2 separate regions of the Homo sapiens genome follow, and region 1 is linked to region 2. A link is an interaction called in ENCODE POLR2A ChIA-PET data of the cell type or tissue named here. Cell type or tissue: OCI-LY7. All regions are shown on one strand. Links, peaks and the distances in the headings refer to the core of each region. The heading gives the core; the rest is flanking DNA.

The links. Peaks named below come from ENCODE experiments on the same cell type or tissue, not always from the same donor. Only the 100,000 strongest peaks of a DNase experiment are listed, where the experiment ranks them.
Region 1: POLR2A ChIA-PET joins it to region 2 with 5 read pairs; 19 of 35 experiments call an interaction of 5 or more read pairs at or near these places.

What each region holds. Positions count from the first base shown.
Region 1 is chr17:41,768,479-41,776,802 of GRCh38, forward strand. It overlaps JUP (junction plakoglobin), which reads right to left. Exons shown (of 14, transcript NM_002230.4): 2 at 3,169-3,384; 3 at 940-1,199; 4 at 491-729. The coding sequence starts at 3,376. Among named protein-coding and RNA genes, the nearest start is that of JUP, 14 kb to the right of the region's middle. RefSeq lists enhancers at 2,729-3,233, 3,234-3,737, 7,273-7,776. In OCI-LY7, for the core only: no CTCF peak of the experiment used is centred there; a DNase peak (open chromatin) is centred at 3,423; H3K4me3 peaks cover 2,346 bases; H3K27ac peaks cover 543 bases.
Region 2 is chr17:41,823,727-41,832,050 of GRCh38, forward strand. It overlaps NT5C3B (5'-nucleotidase, cytosolic IIIB), which reads right to left. Exons shown (of 9, transcript NM_052935.5): 6 at 7,075-7,164; 7 at 5,064-5,226; 8 at 3,700-3,900; 9 at 1,331-1,931. The coding sequence ends at 1,797. Among named protein-coding and RNA genes, the nearest start is that of NT5C3B, 8.3 kb to the right of the region's middle. In OCI-LY7, for the core only: no CTCF peak of the experiment used is centred there; no DNase peak of the experiment used is centred there.

The sequences.
Region 1 (8,324 bases), core at 315-8,314, 55 kb before region 2:
TCGAACCCAGGAGGTGGAGGCTGCAGTGAGCTGAGATCACGCCACTGCACTCCAGCTTGGGTGACAGAGCAAGGCCTCATCTCAAAAAAAAAAAAAGAAATGAGGCCAATCCACATTTTGTAGGGGGCCAGGAAACAGAAAGTTTGCAAGGGACTTTGCATTTGCTGTTCCCTCTGCCTGGGACACTCTTCCCTTCCTCTGCACTAGCCAAACTCCACTCATCTGTCAATCCCCTGCCATTAAGCGATTCCACCTTTGAGCAATCTCAATGCTCTTCTGCCATAGCCTGTGTCGTATCCTGATCATTAACCTGCTGTTTACATGCCTGTGTTCCCTGCTGGGCTGTGAGCCACCGAGCACCCGGATGGGGTGTGCTTCTGCCTGGCACATAGTAGGTGCTCACTGGATATTTATGGAAGCTCAGGGAAGGGAGGGGAGAGGCCCAAGTGAGAGGGGGTCCTGGGCTCATGCAGTGAGCAGGGTTGGGTACCTGAGCATGCGGACCAGAGCAGGGATGCCACCCGACTTGAAGATGGCGAGCAGCCCCTCCCGGTGGTGGGAGAGGTTGTGCAGGATGCTGGTGGTGCAGCGGGCTGTGTCCAGGTCGCTGGTATTCTGCATGGTACGCACGACAGCGGCCACCAGCTGGGGCGAGCCCATCAGGGCCCGCCGCGACGCCTCCTTCTTCGACAGCTGGTTCACAATCATGGCCGCCTTGGTCACCACCACCTGGAGGGCAAAGGCAGGGGCGGGGACGTGAGCACTAAGGAGAGGCCGGGATACCCTTCCACAGAGCTGAGGAGGGCCCCAGTCAGACTCATCACACACGGGAGAGTCTGGGTCATAACCTCCCTCCACCCCTACAATGTCCCTCCCCTGAGGACATCTGCTCTCTCCCCTCCCTGCCCAGCCCCCACCCTAGCAGGGACCCTCACAGACCGGGTCCTCGTCGTTGAGCAGTTTGGTGAGCTCGGGCAGGGCGCGAGTGGCCAGCTCGGCATCGTCCTGGTAGTTGATGAGATGCACAATGGCCGACTTGAGCAGCTGGGACGGCTCGGCCAGTCGCTGCAGGTTGGTGGCCTGCCCCTCCACCTGGGTGGCCAGCAGAAGCGAGCTGTCCTCGCCTGACACACCAGGGCACATGGCCTCCCGCACCCGTTTGGCCCTGGCTGTTGTGGACATCTGGTACTCCAGATCACCTGGGGGCCATGGGGACAGGGACTGAGTGCAGGCAGTGGGCTGGGCAGACACTGGGGAGCAGGGCAGGCCACAGACAGCCCCACCTGGGTCCTCTGGGCTACCTCTTGCCCTGCCCAAACCCCCAGCACATGACTGGCCATTCTACCTCTCACCAGGAACCTTGGGGAAGTCACCATCACCTCAGTAATCTCTGTAAAATAGGCCCCACATGTTCTGTCCATCAAGGGAATTTTTTTTTTTTTTTGCACACTTATTATGTGCCTGGCAGTGAATTCAATGCCCTGCTTATATTTTCTCACATAACCTGACAACGACCCTGCAAGGTAAGTACTATCACTGGCTCCACTTTACAGATGGGAAAACTGGGCACAGAGGGGTTATAAGGCAGCCTGACTCAGGGGCCCAAACCCCTACTCTATTCTCCTCCCTTACCCATCAGGTCTGTTTTCAACCCTGAAATCTCAGGAGTCTAATTACACCCTCATCATCCCCAACGGTAGCAATCCTCCCACTATACAGGCAGGCAAACAGAGGCCCAGAGAACCACCAACATCACATCTCACAGCAGATCAGAGGGAAAGTCAGGGCTGTGGGTTCAGAGAGCAGGAGCTGGGTCCTCAGCTGAGACGTCAGGTTCCTCTCTAGCTTCCATCCCCTGGGTGGGTCTGGGAGTCCCACAGGTAGGTGCCCAAGCAGCCACACCCTGGCAACTGTCCTGATGCCCCCAGGGAGAGGGACGCAGAGGTTCCACCCTCTAATTAGTCGAGAAGGAGGAGACAGCTGCATGGCTTTCCCACCTGGATGCTGTACTTTTTGCTACCAACACAGTGCCTGGCCCTGCCAGCCAAAAGGCCCCCTGCTACCCCTACCAGCTGTCAGGGAGGAGACTGGCATGCGAGGGCTGAGCTCCATAGAGCCCCACCAGCCACAGTCTACTCACACTACTCCCAGCACCCACAGCCCACCCCCTGGCATGTTCAGGGCCCTGGAGGCACCTGTGGCCAACAGTTCTAGGGCCTGGCTATTCCTCTCTCCCAGAGGGGCAGGGGAGGCTTGGGCTGGCGGGGCATCCCCATCCCGGACTAAGCCCCAGAGCTGAGTCAGTCACTCATCCCACAGCCTTGGCCTATCTGCAGGTCAGCCGCAGAGGCCTGGTCTCCCTCCAACCCCAACGAGGGGCCCTCAGGCTTGACACCTACACCCCTCTACCCAAAGGGGAATCCCTGGGGGTTCCTGGGGGCTACGGCCCTGGCTCTCCCACAAACGTGAGGCTCCTGCAGCCAAAGGGCTGCGTCCTCCCTGCCATCCATGGGCTCCCTGAGAGCCATAGTGATACATCCTCATCAGACTCTTTTTTTTACTATTTTTTGAGACGGAGTCTCACTCTGTCGCCCAGGCTGGAGTGCAGTGGCGCAATCTCAGCTCACTCCAACCTCTGCCTCCTGGGTTCAAGCAATTCTCCTGCCTCAGCCTCCCAAGTAGCTGGGACTACAGGTGCATGCGCCACCACACCCGGCTAATTTTTGTATTTTTAGTAGAGACGGGGTTTCATCATGTTGGCCAGGCTGGTCTCAAACTCCTGACCTCAGGTGATCTGCCCACCTCAGCCTCCCAAAGTGCTGGGATTACAGGCATGAGCCACCGTACCCAATGTCTTCATCAGATTCTTATGTTCACAGAAGGCAAGGACTATGGCTTTTCCTTCAGACTGGAGGCACCCTAAGGGCAGGGACTATGCCTTCCCTCCCTACTGATGGTTCACAGAAGAGGATTCTGTGACCCTCCCAGATGCAGCACCCTGAAGTAGCTGCACCTCCTCCTTCAGACTGGGTGGGCCCCTAGTTAGCATGAGCTGTGCCTCCTCCCTCAGACCAGAGACCCCCTACAATCTGCCTCCTTTCACTCTGACCTCTCTCCAGGACCCAGGCAGGTTTTCTGCCCCATGCAATAGTCCCCAGGGGTCCTGACCTTGGCTGGGGGGCACCCCCTGGGTGTAAGTGGTGGTTTTCTTGAGCGTGTACTGGCGCCCGCAGGCCTCATCCTCCTCCATGATGCCCTTGCTGCTGACGGAGGGCACGCAGGTGTTGGCGCCCGAGTGGATACCCGAGTCGTAGGTGTATGTCTGCTGCCACTCAGTCACCTTGATAGGCTGCTCCATCAGGTTCATCACCTCCATCGTGGCTACTGGGGGCACAAAGGAGGAAGTCAGGAAGCAGGAAGTCACCTGGCCCAGCCCCCAGCTTCAGCCCGTCACCAAGCCCCGCCTGTCTTCCCACATCATCACCATGGCCCAGGGATTTCAATGAGGATGCAGGCTGGGGATGGGGGGACTGCCCAGAAGGGCACCAGGCCCAGGGAGGGGCTGCCCACGACGAGATACCCTGGGAGCAGTGAGCCCCAGGGGTGCGGCTGTGTGTATGTCCTGGGCTTGCATCTCTGACCTCCCAGGGGGATGAGCCCCAGGGGGCAGGACAGTCAAGGGCCAGCTGCCGCCAGAAGCCCCTGCTCACGCACCTTGCTGCCCTGACCCAACTCTCCCAGGGGCAAGAGAAGGCACTCAGGGCTTCTAGCAGCTTCTGAGGTCCCCTGGGCCCACCCTCAACTACTGGGGCTCCCTGGGAAAGGCTGCAGGGAGGAGGCACCCAAGCCATTGGGCAGGAAACTGGGCGGGGCAGGGAAGCGGTCTGACAGGTTTCTCTGGAGCGCCCCAGGCTCCCTCAGAGACTCCAGGATCTGGCTTTCCTACAGGTTGGGCAGGATCACACATGGCCCTGAGGTCCAGACCCTAAGGCCCCCTCTCTCCCAGCCCTCCCAGTCCCTAGACGCCTCTTTGAGTCCCACAGAGCAATTCAAATCTCAGCTACTCACTACTGGGGCAGTTCCTCTCCCCACAGAACCTCAGTGTCCTCATCTGTAAAGCGGGGTCACGCCACCTCCCTCAGAGGTGGTTGCGAGGACCTGGTGCATAGCAGGTGCTCAGAGGCCACGGCCATTATCATCAGCACTGCCTCTCCTCCAGAAGTGCTTCCTCACCTCCTGGTCTCCTCGAGCCCAGGCTAGGGATCTGGGGTGGGGCAGGCCTGTGGGTGGTCACTGCCGTCAGGAACCCCTCTCTCTCTCTGCAAAGGTTTAGGCGCACCTGAAGGTTAATGAGTAGCAGGGCCGAACTTTGTACCAGGGAGGTGAACTTCCCGCTTGGTCTGTGTTTGGCTCCACTGTCCTGGGAACTGACCTGCAGAGGTCAGAGGCTGCGGGGAGAATGGACGCCGTGATCCCATGAGGGCCTACTACGAGCCAGACCTTTCACAGACACCGTCATGCTCATGGGCGGGTTTCAAAGCCCATGCACTGGTCCCCCGCGTACAGATGCAGAAACTGAGGTTAGAAATGGCAGAGCTGGGACTGGGACCAGGTGTGAGGGCACCAAGGTCTGTAGTCTTTGCACATCCCGGCGCAGCCTCAGTGAGTAAGCAGAACTCAGGCTGGTCCACCCATGAAGCCAGGCAGCACCCGGGTTGTCTCACTGTGATGGGGACCAGGTGAGGGTGGGGTGGCTGGGGCAACCTGGCCCCACCCCAGGAACAAAGATCACCAAGGATAAGTCTTCCCTGTGACTGCCCCAGTGCCGCCCTGGCCCTCCAGGAGGATGACGAATGGTCCTGCAGGTCTCCCAGCCTTTTATGGCAGGCAGCCGTGAGCACACCCGGAACAGGCAGAGGCAGGGGCCAGGCCAGCTCCCAGCTGCCTCCTTCCTCTCCTCCCGCAATCCCTAGTGACTCAGAGTTTCAGGCTGATTAAACAGAAGCAGTCCCGCCACCTCAGACGGCAGACCCCAGACGACAGGCTCGGGCCGCCAGATGTGCACAGCTGCTTCCCAGGCATTCGAAAGTGTAGCTATTTCAGAAGGAGCCCCCCCAACCAGCCCCCTTTCCACACGCACCCCTTCCCCACACCCCTTCCCCAGCAACAGAGGGGAATGGCCACTGGCAGGAAACAGGGGCAATGGTGGGGGGCGGGGGGCGGGGTGCTCGGAGAAGGCAGACATGGGAAAACCCTACTAAAATCCTGAGCTCCTCGTGCTGTGCCGCCTTCCCCAACCATTTCCCTGCCCCAAGGGCAAGTCCCAAGAGAGAGCAGAGGAGAGTTTGGAAGAGAAGCTGCCCCCAGGAGAGAAGGAAGGTGCAAGTGTACAAGTAAACACGGTAGCAATAACCCACTGAATGCCGCTCTGCTGGGCTCAAGGCTGAACGACATCTGGACACTGCTGGACATCTGCAGCTCTGGTCAACAAACACACTGCATCCCAGCCAGAGGGCCCTCCTGCATAGACAGTGCCTAACCCTGGGGCTTCTCAGCTAAGGGAGAGGGAAGCGGGCCTCACTCCAAACAAGGGTCACCCCTTGCCGGCCTCACATCTAAAGGGACCACCACAGTCAAGCTGAGGAACTTCCTCAGCAGGCCCCTCACCACCCCCACCAGCCCAGGTCAACCGCCAGGAGACTGCTGAGGGCTAGACAGCTACCCAGGGAGAGACAGAAGCCACAGGATGCCATGGGGGGGTGGGGGGGTGGACGCCCAGTGGCCTTTATTATTATGTGAATCTCATTCTTCCCTCAAAGCAACCCTGGCAGATGTTTTATAATTTCCAATTTCTTTCTTTCTTTCTTTTTTTTGAGACAGAATCTCTCTCTGTCGCCCAAGTTGGAGTGCAGTGGCATGATCTTGGCTCACTGCAACCTCCACCTCCTGGGTTCCAGTGATTCTCCTGCCTCAACCTCTGAAGTAGCTGGGACTACAGGTGTGCACCACCACGCCTGGCTAATTTTTGTATTTTTAGTAAAGACCGGGTTTCCCCATGTTGGCCAGGCTGGTCTTGAACTCCTGACCTCAGGTGATCCGCCCACCTCAGCCTCCCAAAGTGCTGGGATTATAGGCTTGGGCCACTGTGCCTGGCTTTATTCCCAATTTCTAGGTGAAGAAGCTGTGCCTGCACACTGAGAAAATGGCAGCACTTGTGGTAGGAACAGCATCCAGTCCACTAGACAAGCCTGGGTGGAGCTGAGCCCTCTTGCCAAGGGGAGGAGGGGACCAAGGTGCTTGCAGATGGAAGCAGAGCACTCGGCTGCAAATCAAGTGTCCCAGGTTCGGGTGCGGTGGCTCACACCTGTAATCCCAGCACTTTGGGAGGCCAAGGCGGGCAGATCACGAGGTCAGGAGTTCAAGACCATCCTGGTCAACATGGTGAAATCCTGTCTCTACTAAAAAAGTACAAAAATTAGCCAGGCATGGTGGTGTGCACCTGTAATCCCAGCTACTCGGGAGGCTGGGGCGGGAGAATTGCTTAAACCAGGGAGGTGCATGTTGCAGTGAGCCGAGACTGCGCCACTGCACTTCAGCCTGGCTGACAACAGAGCAAGACCCTGTCTCAAAAAAAAAAAAAAAGAGTCCCAGGTTCTAGTCCCAGCTCTGCCACAAACTTGCTGGGTGTCCTTGTGTCCCTGGATCTCAAAGGAATGTTGATGTCTAAGATTCTAGAAATAAAAAAACAGGATTCCCACAACAGACAGAAGAAGGCTGGGGGTGGGCAACGTCAGAGTTGGGAACCAGTTCAGAGAGAGGACACACTCCAGAACTCCTCCTGAGGAAGGGGTCACGGGAGCTATTCCTGCAACAGGAAGGCTGGAAGTCAGACCTCAGGCAGGACTGTCAACCAGCCCCACCCTTCTCCTTACCTACTGCCCAGGAGAACAAAGGAACTTCTCTCACAAGAAACAAAAGTGCTGGTTTTACAGTTCCCAGGGTGGAGGGGGCCACACCCAGTTCAGTCTTGTCCCTCTCCACCCTGGACCTGGAGTCAGACCTCCTGCAATGCCCCTGGACAGAGCCAGGGTGGAAGCGAGAGAGACAGACGCAGGCCCTGCCCACTCATCCCAGCCAGAGACGGGCAGGGACAGAGACAGGGCGGGTTTCTGAGTTGAATGGGGGGCCTTTGTTTAGAGCGTGCTCTATTGTTAGCAGCACGGGAGGAAGAAGCCAGATCAGAGACTGTAGGGACAGCCCAAGGACAGGAAGAAGGAAGACGGGCCCTGGAGAGGGGGTGCAGAGGACCCTTCCCCATGGGACCCACACCAGGTAAGTGTGAGCAAGTAATAAGGCTAGACTGGGTGCACCCCTACCCTTCTTTCCTGCCTCCTCCTCTGCGCAGCCAACCCAGAGGGCTGGCACCGGGCACCCTAAATCCAAGACTGACCTGGCAGAGTGTGGCCCAGCCCTGACATTAAAAATAGCCCCACCAGAGCTACACCAGGCTCCTTCCCCAGCCGGCACCTGCCAAGGACAGTCAGCAATGGGCACATCTAGGCTGGGTTGCAGGGCACCAAGTGCCAAGACACCTGGAAATAAGGACAGGAGTGGGTTACCCCAGAGGCCGTGCTGGAAGCAGACTCAGAAGCATTGCATTTGGGAACAGAGGAGCAGGGCGGAGCAGGGCAGGGCTGGGTCCCCCAGAGGTTCCTTAGGCTAGAGGCCAGCACCCTGTGCAGACACAGGTCCCCAGGCTCAGACAGCGACAGGGTGAGCACAGGATTCTGAGTGAGGAGAGGGGCTCAATTTCCTTAAGCCTCATTTTCTCATCTGTAAAATGGAGATGATCAAGTGACTTCTTTTGTCACTGTGACTCTGGAAGCCCTCTGTCCACAGGAAAGGCATGCATTCTCATGCTAGAAGAACAAAGAGATGGCAGAGGAGGCGGAAGCCAGCTGGCGCAGTGGCTCGTGCCTATAATCCCAGCATTTTGGAAGGCGGAGGTGGGAGGGTCGTTTGAGCCCAGGAGTTCGAAACCAGCCTGGGCAACATAGTAAGACCCTGTCTCTACAAAAAATAAAAAGAAATTAGCCGGGCATGGTGGCATGCACCTGCAGTCCCAGCTACTCTGGAAGCTGAAGCATCACTTGAGCCCAGGTGATTGAGGCTGCAGTGAGCCAGGATCATGCCACTCCAGCCTAGGCAACAGAGCGAGACCGTGTCTCAAAACAAAAAGGTGAGGGGGCCAGGCGCGGTGGCTCACGCCTGTAATCCCAGCATATTGGGAGGCCAAGGTGGGTGGATCACAAGGTCAGGAGTTT
Region 2 (8,324 bases), core at 81-8,080:
CAGATCTCCACAGTGTCTTGCAGGAGGACTTCAGCCACCAACCAGGCCATCTGTCCTCGCTTGCCTGGTATGACCCGAGCATTGTGAGGACGGGGTGGTGACTTAGGAAAGAAAATGACAGGACTGGACTCATACAGCAAACTGCCCCCATCAGCACTTCTTGCCCAGGGTCCCCTAAGAGACGTGACTGCTCCCCACGGGCAATGACCGACATTCTCTGGCCCCGAAGCATCCAGAAAGCTCCCTGATTGAAGTCTTTTTTTTTTTTTTTTTGAGACAGGGTCTCGCTCTGTCACCACAGCGCAGTGGTATGATCTCAGCTCACTGCAACCTCCGCCTGCCAGGTTCAAGTGATTCTCCTGCTTCAGCCTCCTGAGTAGCTGGGATTACAGGCACGGGCCACCAAGCCCGGCTAATTTTTGTATTTTTAGTAGAGACAGGGTCTTACCATGTTGGCCACACTAGTCTCAAACTCTTGACCTCAAGTGATCTGCCACCCTGGCCTCCCAGAGTGCTGGGATTACAGGCGTGAGCCACTGCGCCGGCCAAGAAAGCTCCTTGATTAAAGTCTGGAAGTGGTTACTAACCCAGCCTCAGATGGTGGCCACTCCCTCCTCCCAAAAACGAATGGAACAGGCCTGAAGCAGAGAAATGCAGCAAAACGCATGGGCTTTGGTCAGAAACATTCAAATCCTGGCTCCAGCTCCTAGCTATGGAGTTTGGGCAAGTTACCCATCCTGCCTGAGCCATCTGGAAGCAGGAGGAGCTGCACCTACTTGTGGGGTCATTGTGAGGGTCAACTGGCAGGCACCCAAGTGCCCAGAGTGGCACCTGGGACACCGCAGGCCTTCAGTAACATCTGTATTACCTCCCGCTTCACATCTGCAGAATAACAGAACTTTCCAACGGCTAGCCGAACACTGCAGGAAGGGTGCTGGTGATTTCCTCTAAGGCTAAGAAAATGCTGAACTGGCTCTTCAGGGTCGGCCCAATAACGCAAGACCACAGTGCACACATCACTTGTTTCACCTTGGCACAGTCTCCCTCAGGTCCCTGCTCTAAATTCCCCTTTTCAGGTCATCCACTTTAGTGGCCCCGACCCATAAGAGGAGGGGAAAGGAGAGCCTAGGGCATAGGGGGACAGCCACACACGAATGCATCCCCTCAGGGATCCCTAAAGAGGGGGCTCTCAGACAGGGTTGCCTCAACCCCACCGATCCCAAATGAATTTCAAGTTTGATGGCTGAATCAGAATAAAGTCAAACCACTATAGGCTAGAACATACCCTTTCAGCCCCACGCTGAACCAGACAGACACAATCAGGCTGTGCTCGGATGGGGTCTCAGGCCAATTTGTGGTGGTTCTCAAACTGTGTTCCTAGAAGCATCCCATGTGCCCCCAGGGCCAAGAGGTCCAGGTTCTACCCCCACCCACATCCCCTGAATCAGAGCAGCTTTTTTTTCATTTTAAAAATTTTGATCTGTTTCACACATTATATTTGTTTGAACTTCCCATGTTTAAAAATTTTGAAGAAAATCCCTGGAGTAGACAATCCCTAGAGCACTGACATGCTGTGGTCCAAGGTTCACCAGGAACAGTGCCTGTGCCCTGCCACATGGCGGGGTTCCTTCAAGCCTCTGGTGATGAAGGTGCTCAGGGAAAGGAGGACGGAGGGGCGCGGAAGGACCCAGCCACTGCTGGCCACCCTGGCCTCTGCTCTGTGTTCACGGGGGAGCAGACTCTGGGGAGGCGCCCCTCCTCACCACGGCCTGCAGGCCGGGCTGGAGCCTGCGCCTTCAGGGGCCTTGCATCTCCAGCTGGACCCCCTGGCACAGGATGTGCTGCAGTAGCCCGTTGACCACATCCAGAGTCTCGTCCTTCTCCAGCACGATGTCATAGGAGTCCATGTAGCGCTCCCGCCGCTCCTCCACCTGCCCGGAATGAGAGGCAGAAGCCAGAGGGTCCCCAAATGCCCTGCCCTCCGTAGCTCACTCTCAAAGCCCCTGGGGCTGGGGAGGAGAGCATTCAAGCAGCAACTCCCAGCTCCCTTTTGAGAGCCAAAGGAGTTCAAGGTTACCGGGCCTACCCTTTGGAGACAGACGAGGGATGGGCATGGGCTACCACAATTAACCCTTGGGTCAATACAAAAGAACAGTAACAAGGAATAAAAACAAAAAACCAGATGTTGCCACTTTGGGAGGCTGAGGCAGAAGGATCATCTGAGCCCAAGAGTTTGAGACCAGCCCAGGCAACATGGCAAAAGCCCATCTCTACAAAAATTGGCCGGGCATGGGGGTGGGTGCCTGTAGTCCCAGCTACTCGGGAGACTGAGGCAGAAAGGATCACTTGAGCCCAGGAAATTAAGGCTACAGTGAGCCAAGACTGAGCCATGACACTCCAGCCTAGGTGACAGAGTGAGGCCCTGTCTCAAAAAAAAAAAAAAAAAAAAAAAAACAGATGTTGCCTCTAATCCATCTGGACTGAATTTCTTTCTTTCTTTCTTTCTTTCTTTTTTGAGATAGGATCTCACTCTGCTGCGTAGGCTGAAGTGCAGTGGCATAATCTTGGCTCACTGCAGCTTCAACCTCCTGGACTCAAGTGATCTTCCTGCCTCAGCCTCCTGAGTAACTAGAACTACAGGCATGCTAACCACACCCAGCTAATTGTTGTTGCTGTTGTTGAGACAGGGTCTCACTATGTTGCCCAGGCTGGTCTTAAACTCCTGGCCTCAAGTGATCCCCCTGCCCTGGCCTCCCAAAATAGGGGGGTTACAGGCATGAGCCACCGCACCTGACCACGACCCATTTTTTTTTTTGAGATGGAGCCTCGCTCTGTCACCCAGACTGGAGTGCAGTGGCGCAATCTCAGCTCACCCAGGAGATGGAGGTTGCAGGGAGCCGAGATCGTGCCACTGCACTCCACTAGGGGACAGAGTGAGATTCCATCTCAAAATAAATAAATAAAATAAAATAAATTTTATTTATTTTATTTAGGCTGGGCGTGGTGGATCATGCCTATAATCCCAGCACTTCGGGAGACTGAGGCAGGCAGATCACCTGAGGTCGGGAGTTCGAGACCAGCGTGACCAACGTGGAGAAACCCCGTCTCTACTAAAAATACAAAATGAACCAGGTGTGGTGGCACATGCCTGTAGTCCCAGCTACTCAGCTGCCTGAGGCAGAAGAATCACTTGAACCTGGGAGGTGGAAGTTGCAGTAAGCCAAGATGGCGCCACTGCACTGTAGCCTGCGGAACAGAGTGAGACTCTATCTCAAAAAAAAAAAAAAAAAGAAAAAAAAGCTGGGTGCAGTGGCTCATGCCTGTAATCCCAGCACTTTTGGAGGCCAAGGCAGGCGGATCACGAGGTCAGGAGATTGAGACCATCCTGGCTAACATGGTGAAACCCCGTCTCTACTAAAAATACAAAAAATCAGCCGGGAGTGGTGGCGGGTGCCTGTAGTCCCAGCTACTTGGGAGCCAGAGGCTCCCGTGAACCCAGGAGGCGGAGCTTGCAATGAGCTGAGATCATGCCACTGCACTCCAGCCTGGGCGACAGAGTGAGACCCCGTCTCAAAAAAAAATAAAATAAAATAAAATAAAAATAGAAATAAAAAAAGAGAATGTGTTCAAAGGCATTTGTTAATGGGCATTCAAAGAGAAGAAAGACATGAAGAGAAGCAGCCCTGGTCCTCTACCCACCTTGTCATTCAGGAAGCCAATTTTGAGAATGTTCTGCACACCAGGAACCCCATCGGCCATGGTGAGGTCCCCGATAGAGTCTCCCAGCAGGATGACATTGGTTTTGCCCTCAAGTTGCTGGAAGTAACCAGAGTTCTCACACGCAGAGCTGTTCTTGTTGTATGTGTGTATGAGCTGGCCCTTAAATCCCTGGAGAAAACCCTAAATAATGAAGACAAGAGACAGATGGAAGGGCTGCAGGGACCCATGTGGCACCAGCTCTCCACTGTCTCTGTCACAGAGAAAAGGGAATCCCAAAAGTGATAGATAATGCCAAAACTTCACTGTAGCCTAAACTACGGCCCATGGGCCAGACTTGGCCTGCTTTTGTAAATAAAGTTGTATTGGGATACAGCCAAACTCATTTGTTTACATGATGCCTATGGCTGCTTTTTTGTGCTATAAAGGCAAAGTTGGGCAGTTGCAACAGTGATGCCACAGCCCATAAAGCCTAAATATCGACGACAGGGCCTTTTACAGCATAAGTTTGTAACTCCTAGTTTAAATGAACAGGAGCCACCCAATATTGCAGATCATCTGTTCTGGTGGATGCACGAAGCTGTGATATAAATGCCACTCAGGTTACACATGTGCTAGTGCTCAGCTGCGGGCCACATCCTCACTGCAGGTCAACATGATGAAAATTCCAACCATCAGTTTTATGGGGAAAAAAGTCAGAACGTGGATGAGTTGGAGCAGCCCACCTCTGGCTTGGGAAAAACAAATCAAAGCCCAAGCCCTTTAGGACCCAGAATGGCACATAATAATATGACAGTGACATAGGGCAGGGCAGGCCCATAAATTAGGTACCCCAGGGCAGAGAGTTGACTGTCAGGCAAACACCAAAGAGAGAGGATCCTTTGAAAGTTTTTTTGTTTTTGTTTTTTTCTGAAGACAGAGTCTTACTCTGTCACCCAGGATGGAGTGCAGTGGTGTGATCTTGGCTCACTGCAACCTCTGCCTCCTGGGTTCAGGCAATTCTCCTGCCTCAGCCTCGAAGGAGCTGGGATTACAGCCACACACCACCACGCCCGGCTTATTTCTGTATTTTTAGTACAGATGGACTTTCACCATGTTGGCCAGGCTGGTCTCGAACTCCTGACCTCAAGTGATCCGCCCGCCTCGGCCTCCCAAAGTGCTAGGATTACAGGTCTGAGCCACCGCGCCTGGCCAAAAAGTAACCCATAAACAACTGCCTGAGGGTGAAGAAGCTAGAGTGGCTTCCCTCCCCTTCTTCCCCAGGTTAGGGTTCATGCAGAGTTAACTGCCCTGGCTGGTGGTCCCCACCCCTCGTCCTTTCCCAGCCCAAACAGGATTTGGCTCACATCTTCATTAAAATCCATGTAGTTAGACACGATGTGGATGTTGGGGTGGAACACTTTCATCTGTCGGATAATTTCTTCCAGGATATCACCAATGCCCGCAGAAAAGATGAAAAGGGGAATGTTGTTATGGTAGAGTGTGTTGAAGAAGGTCTTATATCCCTCCCTGAAAAGAGATGGAGGAATTCTGAAATGGCACTGCCTCTACTGCTGTTCTTTGTTTCCTATTTGGGTTGTTTTTTGGGTTTTTTGTGAGACAGGGTCTTGCTCTGTTGCCCAGGCTGGAGGGCAGTGGCACAATCACAGTTCACTGCGACCTCGACCTCCCGAGTTCAAGTGATCCACCCGCCTCAACCTCCCAAGTAGCTGAGACCACAGGTGCATGCCACCACACCTGGCTAATTTTTTTATGTTTTGTAAAGACGGGGTTTTCCTCTGTTGCCCAGGCTGGTCTTGAACTCCTATGCTCAAGCAACCCACCCACCCTGGCCTCCCAAAGTGCTGGGATTACAGGCATGAGGCGAGATCGCGCCACTGCACTCCAGCCCGGGCAAGAGAACAAGACTCCATCTCAAAAAATAAATAAATAAAATAGAGCATACGATATATTCAATAAGCGGTTAAAGTGTGCTAATCCTAAGTGCTCAGCTCAGTTAATTTTGACATATGTATACACCCATGTAACTAACTAGCTTGAGGCTCCCTCGTGATCTCTCCCAGTCAATATCATCCCTCCCATTGATTAGCTTTGCCTGTCCTTGAACTTCATATAAATAGACTCATACACAATGTACTCTTTTGTGCCTGGCTTATTTTGTTCAATATAATCCTATGTAGTTTATCTATATTTTGCATGTAATGAGTTTATCCTTTGTCACTGCAATGCAGCATTATTCCACCATATAAATATGCCACAATTTATCTACCCAGCTTCTCCTTGATAGACAGTTGAGAGATTTCCAGATTTCAGCTGTTATGGATACAGCTGCCATGAATACCCTGTGCATGTCTTATAGTGGCTACATGCCCTCATTCCTCTGGGGTACATACCTGGGAGAGATGCTGTTGTGGTGGAAGGTAGGCATATGTTTTCTGTTGCTGTCCATACAACCAGGAAGCTAACCTGGGCACCTTCACTAGGGTACAAACACTCCCACCCCGGCACTTACTGGGTCACACATCTCCACTGTCTTGACTTTTCAGGAGCTAGCCAATCTCCCCAATTAGGATGCACAACCCTTGAGGGCAGGCACCCATGTCACTCCTTCCTTTATGAGGATTTCTTTCCTCCAGAAAAGAAATCTCCAGCAGAGACAGCTGTTCAGTGAAGGCCGCCAACGATCAAGCGTCCCAGCCTAGCCAACTCCCAGTCACCATGAAGAACACCAGTCACCAGACAGACCCCAAAAGTCTTTTACCATTGTGAAAAATGAGCTAGACTTGGCCGGGCGCGGTGGCTCGCGCCTGTAATCCCAGCACTTTGGAAGGCCGAGGTGGGCGGATCACAAGGTCAAGAGATTGAGACCATCTGGCCAACATGGTGAAACCCTGTCTCTACTAAAAATACAAAAATTAGCCGGGTGTGGTGGCGGGCACCTGTAATCCCAGCTTACTCGGGAGGCTGAGGCAGGAGAATCGCTTGAACCCAGGAGGTGGAGGTTGCAGTGAGCTGAGATTGCGCCACTGCACTCCAGCCTGGCGACAGAGCGAGATTCTGTCTTGAGAAGAGAAGAGAAGAGAAGACAAGAGAAGGAGAGAGAAAGAAAGAAGAGCTAGACTTGGTTTCTTCTCAGAGATAGTGCCCTGGCCATTTTGTACTACATCCACTACCTGCTGAATGTTTCCTAGCAAGGGTAAGAAATGCTTTAGCTGTATCACATCAGTTGTTCATAGTGCCATGTCCCTTCCGGTCCTTTAAGCAACTAACTGCTCTCTACTCTTCCCCCGCCTCCTTTTTTTGAACAAAACATTCTAAATAGTCTGATAGAAATGTTTTCCAGAGCAAGACGCTTACCTGAGCATTGCATTGGACTCTCTAACCACCTGGGCTATCTGAAACTTCTGAATCTTCTGCTGACATAGGAGATTGTGTGCTTTGGTCCACCTAGAAACAGACACCCCAGAAAACCCCAAATTCAAATCACTGAAGTAAATAACTCACCCTTTCCCTTTACAGAGCCAAGTACCCTCTGACAGCATTGCCGACAGAGGCCTCATCCTTACGTTAGCTGCCCTTAAAAGGAAGAGGGTGGCCGGGCACAGTGGTTCATGCCTATAATCCCAGCACTTTGGGAGGTCAAGGCGGGTGGATCACCTGAGATCGGGAGTTTGAGACCAGCCTGGCCAGCATGGTGAAACCCTGTCTCCGCTAAAAATACAAAAATTAGCTGGGCATGGTGGTGCACGCCTGTAGTCCCAGCTACTTGGGAGGCTGAGGCTGGAGAATCACTTGAACCCAGGAGGGGGAGGTTGCAGTGAGCCAAGATCGGGGCCACTGCACTCCAGCCTGGGTGACAGAGTGAGACTCCATCTCAAAAAAAAAAAAAAAAAAAGGAAGAGGATGAGAAAAGCAACCCAACAGAGACAAGTGCTGGGCAAGCTGACTGCTGAAGTCGGCACTCTTCTGAATCCCTTCCTCCGTGAACCCTCTATCTGGAGAACTGGGGCTCTGTCCAGTGATGATGATTGCTGTGGTTTGAATGTGTTGGAAACTTGATCCCCAGTGTGGAGGTGTTGAGAGATGGGGCCTAATGGGAGGTGTCATGGCGGCACCATCCTCATGAATGGATTAATGTCATTATCACAGATCCCTTATAAAAAGAACTCTCTTTCTCTTTCTCTCTCCCCTACTCTCTTTGCCCTTCCACAATGAGATAATGCAGCAAGAAGGCCCTCGCCAAATGCCAGCCAGTCCTTTGATATTGGACTTCCCTGCTTCCAGAACTGTGTGCCAATAAATTGCTATTCATTATAAATTACCCAGTCTAGGCTGGGTGCAGTGGCTCATGCCTGTAACCCCAAGACTTTGGGAGGCCGAAGTGGGAGGATTGCTTGAGCTCAGGAGTTGAAAATAGCCTGGGTAACATGGTGAGACCCCATCTCTACAAAAAATAGAAAAAATGAGCCAGGCACAGTGGCACGTGCCCGTAGTACCAGCTACTTGGGAAGCTGAGGTGGGAGAATCTCTTCAGCCCAGGCAGTTGAGGCTGCAGGGAGCCACGATCATGCCATTGGACTCCAGCCTGGGCAACAGAGCAAGACTCT